Regions from separate parts of the Homo sapiens genome. Here region 2 is linked to region 1. Evidence: chromatin contacts called from ENCODE Hi-C or POLR2A ChIA-PET data. All regions are on one chromosome and are shown on one strand. Each heading gives the region's core, a stretch centred on a gene start or an enhancer-like site at or near the end of the contact. The rest is flanking DNA. Distances are from core to core; before and after follow the strand shown.

Region 1 (5,709 bases), core at 2,294-4,793:
TCCTGACCTTGTGATCCACCCGCCTTGGCCTCCCAAAGTGCTGGGATTACAGGTGTGAGCCACTGTGTCCGGCCAAGTCCCAACTTTTTTTGAGAGGGTCTCACTCTGTCACCGAGGCTGGAGTGCAGTGACATAATCATGGCTCACTGCAGCCTCGATGCCCCAGGCTCAAGTGATCATCCTTCTTCCTTGGTAGTTGGGACTACAGGTATGCATGACATCTCGCCAATTTTTAAAGTTTTTGTAGAGGCTAGGCATGGTGGCTAACCCTTGTAATCCCAGCACTTTGGGAGGCCGAGGCGGGCAGATGACCTGAGGCCAGGAGTTCGAGACCAACCTGGGCAACATGAAGCCCTGTCTCTACAAAAAGGCTGGGTGAGGTGGCTCACGCCTGTAATCCCAGCACTTTGGGAGGCCAAGGTGGGTGGTTCATGAGGTCAGGAGATGGAGACCATCCTGGCTAACACGGTGAAACCATGTCTGTACTAAAAAAAAAAATACAAAAAAATTAGCCAGGCATGGTGGGGGGTGCCTGTAGTCCCAGTTACTCGGGACCCTGAGGCAGAAGAATGGAGTGAACCTGGGGGGTCGTGCGGAGCTTGCAGTGAGCAGAGATCACACCACTGCACTCCAGCCTGGGCGACAGAGCAAGGCACGGTCTCAAAAAAAAAAAAAAAAAAAAAAATTAGCCTGGCATCCATAGTAGCACATGCCTGTAATCCCAGCTACTCCGGAGGCTGAGGCAGGAGAATCGCTTGAAACCAGGAGACGGAGGGCGCAGTGAGCTGAGATCGTGCCATTGCACTCCAGCCTCAGCAACAAGAGTGAAACTCTGTCTCAAAAAAAAAAATTTTTTTTGTAGAGATAGGGTCTCCTCGCTGTGTTGCCAAGCTAGGTTGAGTTGTGTAACTCCTGGCCTCAAGCAATCCTCTGTCTCAGCCTCCCAAAGTACCGTGATTGTAAGGGTGAGCCACTGTGCCCAGCCCCAGCTAACTAACTGGGTTACCTGACCACCTTCTAGGTCTTTGGGGGTAAAGAAGTTGATTTGCATAAAAGTACTTGGGGAAGTACTTGGTGCACAGCAAGTATAACCTTAAAGGGGTTGCTGTGAGGACTTCACAGGGACAGACCAGGAAGTACTGTTTACAAGAAGTACCATTTTTGAGTCAGACTCACCTGGGGTGCCTACCCTGTCCCTTTCCTCTTGGGTGATCTTATGCACTTGAGGTACCCCAGGGATCCTCCTTTTTCCTCCAAGTCTCACCTGCCAGAGGTCCAGGCCCAGCACGCCAAAGTTATCATAGGCATAGATACTGGGATCGGGAGAATACTCGGGGTTGTCAATTTCTGGGTGGATCCAAGTGCCCTTGTAATCTGGGTTGTCGATCTGCCGGGGCTTCCACTCACCCTGCAGAAGGGAGAAGGAAACCGAAGGGTGAGTAAGGTTGGTGCACTCCCCACTGTGAGCCCCAGCCCTGCTCAGAGCCCCAAACTCACCTTGTACTCAGGGTTCTGAATCACTGGGGGTTCCCACTCTCCGTCCATCTCTTCATCCCAGTCCTCGGGCTTCTTAGCATCAGGGTCAGGGATATGCTCGGGCTTGTCCCAGTCCTGGGGGGTAGATGAAGAGATCAGAGTTGGCCCAGATGTCTTCCACACCCTCCAATGTGGAGAGCAGAGCCCCTGCCCAAACACCAACCTCAGGCTTGGAGTCTGTGGGATCATCGATCTTGGCCCGCTCATCCCAGTCTTCCGGTTTTGAAGCATCAGGATCCTTTATCTTCTTGGGTGGCAGGAAGTCCCAATCGTCTTCCAAGGAGCCGGACTCCACCTGGCTGTTGTCAATCTTCACCTCATAGGTGTTGTCTGGCCGCACAATCAGTGTGTACAGGTGTGTAAACTCATCATCCTGAAGAAGGAAGAAGGTGAGCGGGGGCCACCCCCCAATGAGGCTGACCTCTGAATCTCCCCATGACAGCCATTTGCCACCACCCCCAGGCACACCTTGCAACGGATGTCCTTGTTGATCAGCACGTTCTTGCCCTTGTAGTTGAAGATGACATGAACCTTCTTGGTGCCAGGGCCACAGATGTCGGGACCTAGGTGTGAAGCAGATCCAGTTAAGAGTCAGAGACTACCCATCATCTCGAGGCTCTCACCCCTCTTTATAAAAGGAAGACCTGGTTCTTCAACTCGGGTCTGTCAAGGCTGAGAAGAGAAACTCAGACCCTGATTCTGTCCTGAATGGGCTGTGGGTGGAGCCTTAAGTTTAAAGGAGAAAAAAAAAAAATCAGTGCTCTAGAACTCAAAATCCTCATTAGTAAGATTGGGAAATAACTATATACAAACACGCAAATTAAATTAACAGCCTAGATCTGCGATCATAATGCAATAAATTGTTGCTGGGACTTATTCTTTTAGCTCCCCTTCCAAAAAAAATCATTATTAAGAAAGTCAATGGGGTCTGGGTCTCCCTCTAACTAATGGGACAGAGATCAGCACCAGGAAGCAGGCCCTCACCAAACATGATGTTGTATTCTGAGTCTCCGTGCATGTCTGTCTGGTCCAAACTATTAGGAAACAGCTTCACATAGCCGCCCCCACAGTCGATGTTCTGCTCATGTTTCACCGTGAACTGCACCACCAGCGTCTGGCCTTTGTTGCTGAAAGGCTCGAAACTGGCCGACAGAGCATAAAAGCGTGCATCCTGGCTTGTCTGCAAACCTGAGACGGGACGGTAGTGAGGTCACCGTTGGGCCTTGACTCGCGAGGACCCTCGACTTAGAGAATAGAGAAGACTCCCCCACTTCCTCCACCTGTCCTCCTCCAAGGGGACTGTCCCGGCTGTGTGTGTACAGACAAGGACTTCTGCCAGGAAGTCCTCCCGGATCTGAGCACCCACTCCTAGGCTCTTACCTTTATCTTTCTCCTCGTCACCGTAGAACTTGCCGGAACTGAGAACGAATTTGCCAAAATCTGACTTGTGTTTGGATTCGATCCAGCGGGAAGTCCACCCGTCTAAGTGGGGGATTAGAGGGGTAGGTCAGAGCGGCTGTGCTAATCCCCCCCCACACCAAACATCTGCCGAGAGCCACAAGCTGCTGGGGACAGGAAAGGAGATCCCCGACACTCCCCATTCCAACCTCTAGTTTGACACGTCGGGTGCCTTCAGAGATCCTCGGGCTAACCCTAACTCCCGCCGCGGGAGGCCGCTACGCCCTCCGCGCTCCCCAGGGACGCAGAAGAGAAATCGCCCGCGGCTCTAGTCCCGGGAGGCCACCGTGTTGGACCTCTAAACGGTAATTACGGGCGACAACGCAGATCCAGGATCGGGGGCCGGCCGCGTCGTCGGGGCGGCCTCGAGGCGGGACCAGGCGTTACCTCCGTCCAGAAACTGCTCCTTGAAGTAGACGGCAGGCTCGGCGACGGCCAGGCCGAGGAGGCCGAGCAGCAGCGGCACGGATAGCAGCATGGCGGGCCGAGGGGGCGGCAACGCGCGGGCCCTTTAAAACGACCCTCCGGCAGCGGCTCTGCAGTACGGACGGACGCCGCCGCCCGCCTTGCACTTTTATACCCACCCGCCTCTCAAACCAACCTGACCCAGCCCTTGGGCCCGCCCCTGCCACTTTGTCATTGGTCTATGCCCATGGCCGTCTTTTTCCATTGGACCTTCGTCGGTTCACTATGTTAGGCTGCGCCTCGGAACGCTGGGTTCCCAGATGGCCGATTTCTATTGGCCTCACCACCGACCAATGATGGTCGACCACGCGTGGGGGGGACGCCCACTGGTGGGGTGGGGGCCGCGAGCACCTCAGGCCAGGTCATGTGACCAGACCTGAACCCAACCCCGCCCTCGTCCGCGCGCGTCGTTGCCCATCTGGGCGTTTAAAGAAACCGCGGGAGCGCAGCTGTCTCCACGCGGGACCGGGACCCTGCCCTCAGCTTCTCTCCCTCCCATTCCCTCTAGGTGGAGGGGCTGGGCAAGGCTTTCTTAGCCAGCTCTTATCTTGCATTTGAGAACCAGCACCCCACTGCTGCTCCCCCACCCCTGCCTGGGATGGGAGAGAGCTCACGGATTGGGGCCCTTGGGGCTTCGCTGCACCCCGGTGCTACAGTCACGCGGGCCGGTGGGAAGAATGCCAGCCCTCTCCTCCTTCTGCCCCTAGAGCCCTGGCAGCCTATCGGACTGCTGCTGTGTGACCGGGGCAAGTCACTTAAGCTCTCTGAAGTGACAGACGTTCCTGAGCAGACAGAGGGGGCGACCCTGGCCAGATGCTACCCAGCAGAAATGCTTTTAACGTTTTTAAAGCTGTCCTGGGACAAGAGGGGAGGAAGGCTTAACGATGTGACTGTGACTTCTGGAGTGGGGATAGGGTTATTACCCAGATTGCAGCCGCCCCTTTACCCTCCTCTCAACCGGTAAATGAAGGGGGTCGCTGTCTGTGGTCTCCCACAAACGGCCTGGCTTTTGCAATTAAACGGCTATAGGCAGGCGAGAGGGCAGGGGGTTCCGTTTGGGGAGGGAAAAAAGACACAGATGGTAGGGACGATAAGATGCTAGGGAGATGGGCAGGACCCACCCCCCGACCCCAGTCTAGAGTCTTCTTCAGAAGCCAGAGGCACGTGACTGGCACCAGTACCCTGCCCCCACGCTGTAGAAAGGAGGAAGGAGAGCTGGGGGTTTTCCAAACTCTGGGCAAATAAGCCCTGGACCTGGGAGCGCGGGAGTGGACTATGGAAGGAGGGAATGAGGGGGATCCAGGAAAGAGGGTGGGGAGGGGGTGCTTCCTGGCTAATGGTTGTGACTCAGAAAAGAGAGGAAGGAAAAAATGAAAAGGAAAATAAAGTGGAGTGGGGGGAATGACTTGGCAAGGGTCTCTGGTTAAAAAAAAAAAAAAGAAATGGTGGCCGGGCGCAGTGGCTCACGCCTGTAAACCCAGCACTTGGGGAGGCCGAGGCGGGCAGATCATTTTAGGTCAGTTCGAGACCAGCCTGGCCAACAAGGTGAAAACCCATCTCCACTAAAAATAAAAATAAATAAATAAATAAAAATTAGCCAGGCGTGGTGGCGGGTGCCTCTAATCCCAGTACTCGGGAGGCTGAGGTGGGAGAATCGCTTGAACCTGGGAGCCAGAGATTGCAGTGAGCCAAGATCACGCCACTCCACTCCAGCCCACCAGCCCAGGTGACAGAGCAAGACTCCATCTCGAAAAAAAGACGGGGGAGAATGAACTGGGAAGTTGGGGTTCTACCACTTCCTCTAGGTAGTATTCAGTATTGCCTAGTCTGGTCCCCCCCATGAGGATCCCGGGGACCATCCCAGGCCTCTTGCTGACCCTTCCTCCTGTTCCTGTGTCAGGCACCTGTGGGCTTGGCGCTTCCTACTTGAGGTTAGACACTGCCTGTTTTGTTCACTTCGCATCCTCCAGTGTCACCTGCAGCACCTGGCACAGAACAGGCTTAAAAAGTACTTGCTGCATGATAGAAGAGAGGAAGGAAGGACTCTTGTGGAAATTAACTAAAAACACACGGGGCACAGTGGCTCACGCCTGTAATCCCAACACTTTGGCAGGCCAAGATGGGAGGAATGCTTAAGGCCAGGAGTTCAAGACCAGCCTGGGCAACATAGCAGGAGGCCATTTTTACAAAAACATTTTTTTTAATTGCCAGGCGTGGTGGCGCCTGCCTGTGTTCCCAGCTACTCAGAAG
Region 2 (5,709 bases), core at 1,807-4,306, 3.2 Mb before region 1:
CCAAATTTAATTAGGAAGTGTAAACTTTATGAGGCCTAAGAATTATGAGGTCTGACCTTCAAGGTCATGGTGAATTAGACTTTCCTAGAAGACAGAAGGCTACAAATGGAAGGAGGGGAATGAAGGGGTGGGAGGGAGGGATCTTAGGGTCAGGTGCCACCTCCACCTTGCTAGGTAACTTTCACCAAGTCACATCCTCATCTGCAAATGGAAGAAAGCCTCTTTAAAGCTCAAAGTAACTCTAAAGAGGGGGGTTGGGCTGGGCGCGGTGGCTCATGCTTGTAATCCCAGCACTTTGGGAGGCCAAGGTGGGCGGTCACGAGGTCAGGAGTTCGAGACCAGCCTGGCCAACATGGTGAAACCCCATCTCTACTAAAAAAAAAAAAAAAAAAATACAAAAATTAGCTGGGCATGGTGGCAGGTGCTTGTAATCCCAGCTACTTGGGAGGCTGAGACAGGAGAATCGCTGGAACCTGGGAGGTGGAAGTTGCAGTGAGCCGAGATCGCGCCACTGCACTCCAGACTGGGTGACAAAGAGAGACTGTCTCAAAAAAAAAAAAAAAAAAAGAGGGGGGTTTGTGGGGAAGGCTGGGAAACTGGGATCTGAGTGAATGCAAGCCAGTCTGCTCACAGTTAACATCATTTCTTTCTTTCTTTTATTTTTATTATTATTTTTTAAGACAGGGTCTCGCTCTGTTGCCCAGGCTGGAGTGCAGTGACACCATCACAGCTCACTGCACCTTGACCTCCTGGGCTCAATCGATCCTCCCACCTTGGCCTCCCAAGTGGCTGGGTCTACATGGGTGAGCCACTGTGCCCGGCTGATTTTATTTTATTTTTTGTAGAGATGGGGTTTGCCATGTTGCCCAGGCTGAATTAACGCCACTTCTTGATTGGTTGGAGCACAAGAATTACCCTAAAGTTTAGCCTTGGAGTGGGGGAGGGGGAAGAATTCAGAAACATCTGTCTTCAGAGGCTGGATGCTGTCACTGCAGGAGCCATTCATTTGCTTCCTCTAGATAGCCTCTGGTTGTGGTGACAACCCCTTATTGTCTAATTCTAATCCTCAACCACCAGGGCACTAGGCTGGGCAGACAGTGTCACTCCTGCTCTAAAGACAGCAGGGCTCAGAGAGGGGTAGTGCACATTCAAGGGCAAACAGCAACTGGAAACCAGACGTAATGATTTCCAGTCAATTCTCTCTATTTTACATCTGGCATATAACTGTTTTATAAAGCACAGCTCCGCTGGGTGCGGTGGCTCATGCTTGTAATCCCAGCACTTTGGGATGCCAAGGCAGGCAGATCACAAGGTCAGGAGTTCGAGACCAGCCTGACCAACACAGTGAAACCCTGTATTTACTAAAAATACAAAAATTAGCTGGACGTGGTGGCGGGTGCCTATAATCCCAGCTACTAGGGAGGCTGAGGCAGGAGAATTGCTTGAACCCGGGAGGCAGAGGTTGTAGTGACCCGAGATCCTGCCGCTGGATTCCAGCCTGGGCAAAAGAGCTAGACTCCGTCTCAAAAAATAAAATAAAATAAAATAAATAAAGCATAGCTCCTGGAGGAGGGCAAGAATGGAATTAGCACATTATCTTGGGGTTCAGGGAGATAACACGATTCTGTCAAAGTGACACAGTAAAGCAAAGGCCATTCCCTAGGTTTTCTTGAGTCGGAATAAACTCCTGGACTTAGTGACCGTTCCCCCACTTTCCCCATCCCTAGCAGGGCTACAGAGCTCACAAGCCACTCAAATAGGTGTTACTCCTGGGTCAAACCTTTTCATTGTGGGCCAGGACTGCTTTTGTGGCACTGAGAGAGGTCAGCTCCACTTCTGTGGACATCACAACTGAGATGCACCAAGCCAATTCTGTTCAACCACAATGTGGGCTGGCCCTACAGGAAAAGCTGTTCTAAAGTGACAGCTGGAGTCTTGGGCCCTTTGATAGGGAAGTCAAGGCTGTCTGTGGCAGTGGCTGATTTAGTTTCTCGCTGAGGCTTTTATCTTGCATCTTCTTGGGGATGACAGGTCCCAGGGCAGGCAGTGCTGTCACTTGCCATTGCTGTCATTCCTGGAGCAGGATGAAAGGTGGGCAGGGAAAAGGTCCTGACTCTTCTTATCATTCCTTCTAGAGGAAAATACGCTTATGAGGGGAAGCATGGTCAGGGAGAGGGGCTCAACCTCTGAACGCTCCAGAGAAAAGAGCAGGAATGGTGTGGGTTAGAGTCCCGGCTCCAAGGTGCATTAGCTGAGCTTGTCATCAGCTGGGAGTGTGCAGTGGCATCTCTCTAGGAGAGCTAAGCCTCGAGTTTTGGGTTGAGACACAGCCAGGTTCAAATTCCATCAAATCCCATTCTCACCACGTGCAGACTGTGTGGCCTTGGGCAAGTTCCATGCCCTCCCTGAGCCTCAGATTCCTCATCTTGTCAGACGGGCTCATAACAGCACTTAACACCAAGAACTGAAGAGTGTGAAAATGCACGTGAAGCACTTGGCACATAGTAAATGCTCATTAAGGTGAGATGCCACTGTCTTTTTCCCATGGCCAATTCCCCATGACTCAGTTTCCACTTCTGTAAGGCAAGAGCCTCAAAAGAACCGCTTCGAGGGCTGCTGCTAGGACAGATCGAGAGGACGGGCGCGAAGACCCCAGCCCAAGACATAACACGCCCTAACGAGCGGGCTGAGGGTCGGAGCCTCAGTCTCCCTATCTGCAAAATGGGCACCTGGTCTCCCCCACCACGGCCCAGGAACCCCCGAACGGCGGTGCAGGCGACTGCTCTTCTCCCTTTAGGCCCCCTCGACCCTCTCAGCGCCCTCGGCCCGTCCAGCCCTGTAGATCCCTCAGCCCCAGCCCCTCAGGGGCGCGCCCAGCCCGGGCCTCCGGCGCCCCCAGCCATTCCCCGGTCCCGTTACCTATGGTGGAGATAAAAGTGGAGTTGAAGGCGTCCTCGGAGAAGCGGAACAGGACACAGGTCTTCCCCACCCCCGAGTCCCCGATCAGCAGCAGCTTGAACAGGTAATCGTAGGTCTTCGCCATATTACACTCTCTCCCCGACGGGAAGTGCGGCCAGCGCCTCTCCACTGGCCACCAGCACCGTCCATCAGCACCGAGCCCGCCCCTTATTGGCTCCAGGCCCGCTGCGCGTCACCGCGGCCGACGCCCGCCCCTGCGTCCCGCCAGTCGCGGGGAGACCTTGGGAGGGGGCGAGCGGAGCGCGGAGCCGGAAGCAGCCCGAGCGCACCTCCCATTGGCCGGCACTAGGGAGAGCACGGGCTCTGATTGACCAGCAGTGAAGAGTCGCGGGGCTTCAAATGGGGACGAGGCGGGGGCGTGGCATTATGTGGCCCCCGCCTTCCACCCCCGACTCGGGCGGCCCGGCCCCGCCCCACTGTAGGAGAGGGAAGGCAGGGAGCGGCGCCAACCGCTCGCGCGCCGGCAGCCTGGCGGGGCGTGGCTTGGGGTGCGTGCGCACGCGCGCCCGGAGTTCCGTTAGGCGACAGCAGAGGGCGCACGCCAGTAGTTGGGGCGGGTGTCTCTGGGTCCCGCCCTCACAGCTCGCGCAGGCGCAGTAGGCACCGAGGCGAGCGCGGGAAAGCAAGGTAGCGCTCTCAGCCTTGTCTGCGGCCTGCGAGTCGGGGCAGTGGGGGCCTAGGGAGGAAGGAGAGAGGAGGAGCTGTATACTCGAAAAGTGACCCAAGCCGGACGCGGTGGTTCACGCCTTTAATTCCCACACTTTGGGAAGCCGAGGCGCGTGGATCACGAGGTCAGGAGTTCAAGACCAGCCTGGCCAAGATGGTGAAACCCCGTTTCTACTAAAAATACAAAAATTAGCCGGGCGTGGTGGCGGGCGCCTGTAATCCCAGCCACTCGGGAGGCTGAGGCAGAGAATTGCTTGAATCTGGGAGGCGGAGCTTGCAGTGAGCCGAGATCGCGCCATTGCACTGCAGCGTGGGCGACAGAGAGAGACTCCGTCTCAAAAAAAATAAATAAAAGTGACCCAAGACGAGCTCCGAGGTCTGCGGCCTAGCGATCTGCTTAGAGATACCCAAGGCCTCCGCCATCTGAGCGGCTTCACCGCCACAAGCTGTGCCCGGAAGCGCGCGCCGGCCTCCTCAGGGCCCGCCCTCGGCCACCTTAGGGGTTGTCCGGGCCAGCCCGGGGATGGTGGGGGGGGAGGGGTTAGAGCAGTGAGGATGCTGGGTCCTATCTAGGGGCCAGGGCTCTCAACGTTGAAAAAACTGGCCGGGGCGTTGGCTCCCGTCTGTGATCCCAGTGCTTTGGGAAGCCAGGAGGTTGAGGGTGCAGTAAGCCGTGATCGCCCCACTGCAATTCGGCCTGGGCGACAGAGCAAGACCCTATCAAAAGAAAAAAAGGCTGGGCGCGGTGGCTCAGGCCTGTAATCCCGCACTTTGGGAGGCCGAGGCGGGCGGATCAGGAGGTCAGGAGATCGAGACCATCCTGGCTAACGCGGTGAAACCCCGTCTCTACTAAAAACACAAAAAATTACCCGGGAGTAGTGGCGGGCGCCTGTAGTCCCAGCTACTCGGGAGGCTGAGGCAGGAGAATGGTGTGAACCCGGGAGGCGGAGCCTGCAGTGAACCGAGATCGCGCCACTGCACTCCAGTCTGGGCGACAGAATGAGACTACGTCTCAAAAAAAAAAAAAAAAAAAAAAAGAAAGAGAAAAACAGAGGAGAGATACATTTGGAAAATCGGGCTTGCAGCTGGGTGTGGTGGCTCAGGCCTGTAATCCCAGCACTTTGGGAGTCAGCACTTTGGGAGGCAGGAGGATTGCTTGAGCTTAGGAGGTCAAGACCAGCCCGGACAAGATAGGGAGATCCCCATCTCTACAACAAATAAAATTAGCTGGGCGTCATGGTGCACGCTTGTAATCCCAGCACTTTGGGAGGCTGAGGTGGAGGTTCATTGGAGGCCAGGAGGTGGAGACCAGCCTGGGCAACATAGCAAGACCTCCATCTCTGCAAAAAAAAAAAAGTTTTTTGGCCAGGCGAGGTGGTTCACACCTGTAATCCCAGCACTTTGGGAGGCCAAGGCAGGTGGATCACCTGAGGTCAGGAGTTCCAGACCAGCCTGGCCAACATGGTAAAACACCATCTCTGCTAAAAATACAGAAACTAGGCAGGTGTGGTCATGTGCGCCTGTAGTCCCAGCTACTCAGGCGGCTGAGGCACCAGAATTGCTTGAATCTGGGAGGCGGAGGTTGCAGTGAGCCGAGATTGTGTCACTGCATTCCAGCCTGGGTGACAGAGCAAGGCTCCATCTCAAAAAACAAAAAATTTTTTTAAAAAATTAGCCAGGTATGGTGGTGTATGCTTGTAGTCCCAGCTACTCAGGAGGCTAAGGTGGGAGGATCCCTTGAGCCCAGGAGGTCAAGGCAGCAGTGAGCTGTGATCGCACCATTGCACTCCAGCCTGGGCGACGGAGCAAGACCCTGACTTTTTTTTTTTTCTGAGATGGAGTCTCTCACGGTCACCAGGGCTGGAGTGCAATGGCGCGATCTTGGCTCACTGCAACCTCTGCCTCCCGGGTTCAGGCGATTCTCCTGCCTCAGCCTCCCAAGTAGCTTGGATTCCAGGCACCCACCACCACGCCTGGTGTGGTGTATTTTTTTGTATTTTTAGTAGAGATGGGGTTTCACTGTGTTGGCCAGGCTGGTCTCGAACTCCTGACCTCGTGATCCGC

What was found. Hi-C counts contacts between places; a loop is a spot of excess contacts on that map. ChIA-PET counts read pairs that join two places held with the same protein, here RNA polymerase II (POLR2A). Pooled maps may share reads with other maps.
Region 2: a pooled map shows a loop between it and region 1 (11-fold over the local background). The contact joins the promoter of RAB8A here to the promoter of CALR in region 1. A Hi-C loop is called at or near these places in 1 of 37 single-sample maps with no recorded cell type and 6 of 50 pooled maps. POLR2A ChIA-PET finds 5 or more read pairs at or near these places in 1 of 52 experiments (Caco-2).

The regions. Positions count from the first base shown.
Region 1 is chr19:12,936,443-12,942,151 of GRCh38, reverse strand. It overlaps CALR (calreticulin), which reads right to left and starts at 3,543. Exons shown (of 9, transcript NM_004343.4): 1 at 3,382-3,543; 2 at 2,917-3,018; 3 at 2,521-2,724; 4 at 2,005-2,099; 5 at 1,700-1,909; 6 at 1,498-1,611; 7 at 1,265-1,408. The coding sequence starts at 3,472. MIR6515 (microRNA 6515) reads right to left here and starts at 1,668; the gene lies at 1,612-1,668. RefSeq lists enhancers at 1,096-1,723, 3,152-3,201, 2,496-3,245, 3,872-3,921, 3,992-4,101 and 2 more and a cis regulatory region at 3,303-3,941.
Region 2 is chr19:16,109,236-16,114,944 of GRCh38, reverse strand. RAB8A (RAB8A, member RAS oncogene family) reads right to left here and starts at 3,056. Exons shown (of 8, transcript NM_005370.5): 1 at 2,920-3,056. The coding sequence starts at 3,043. RefSeq lists a silencer at 3,014-3,673.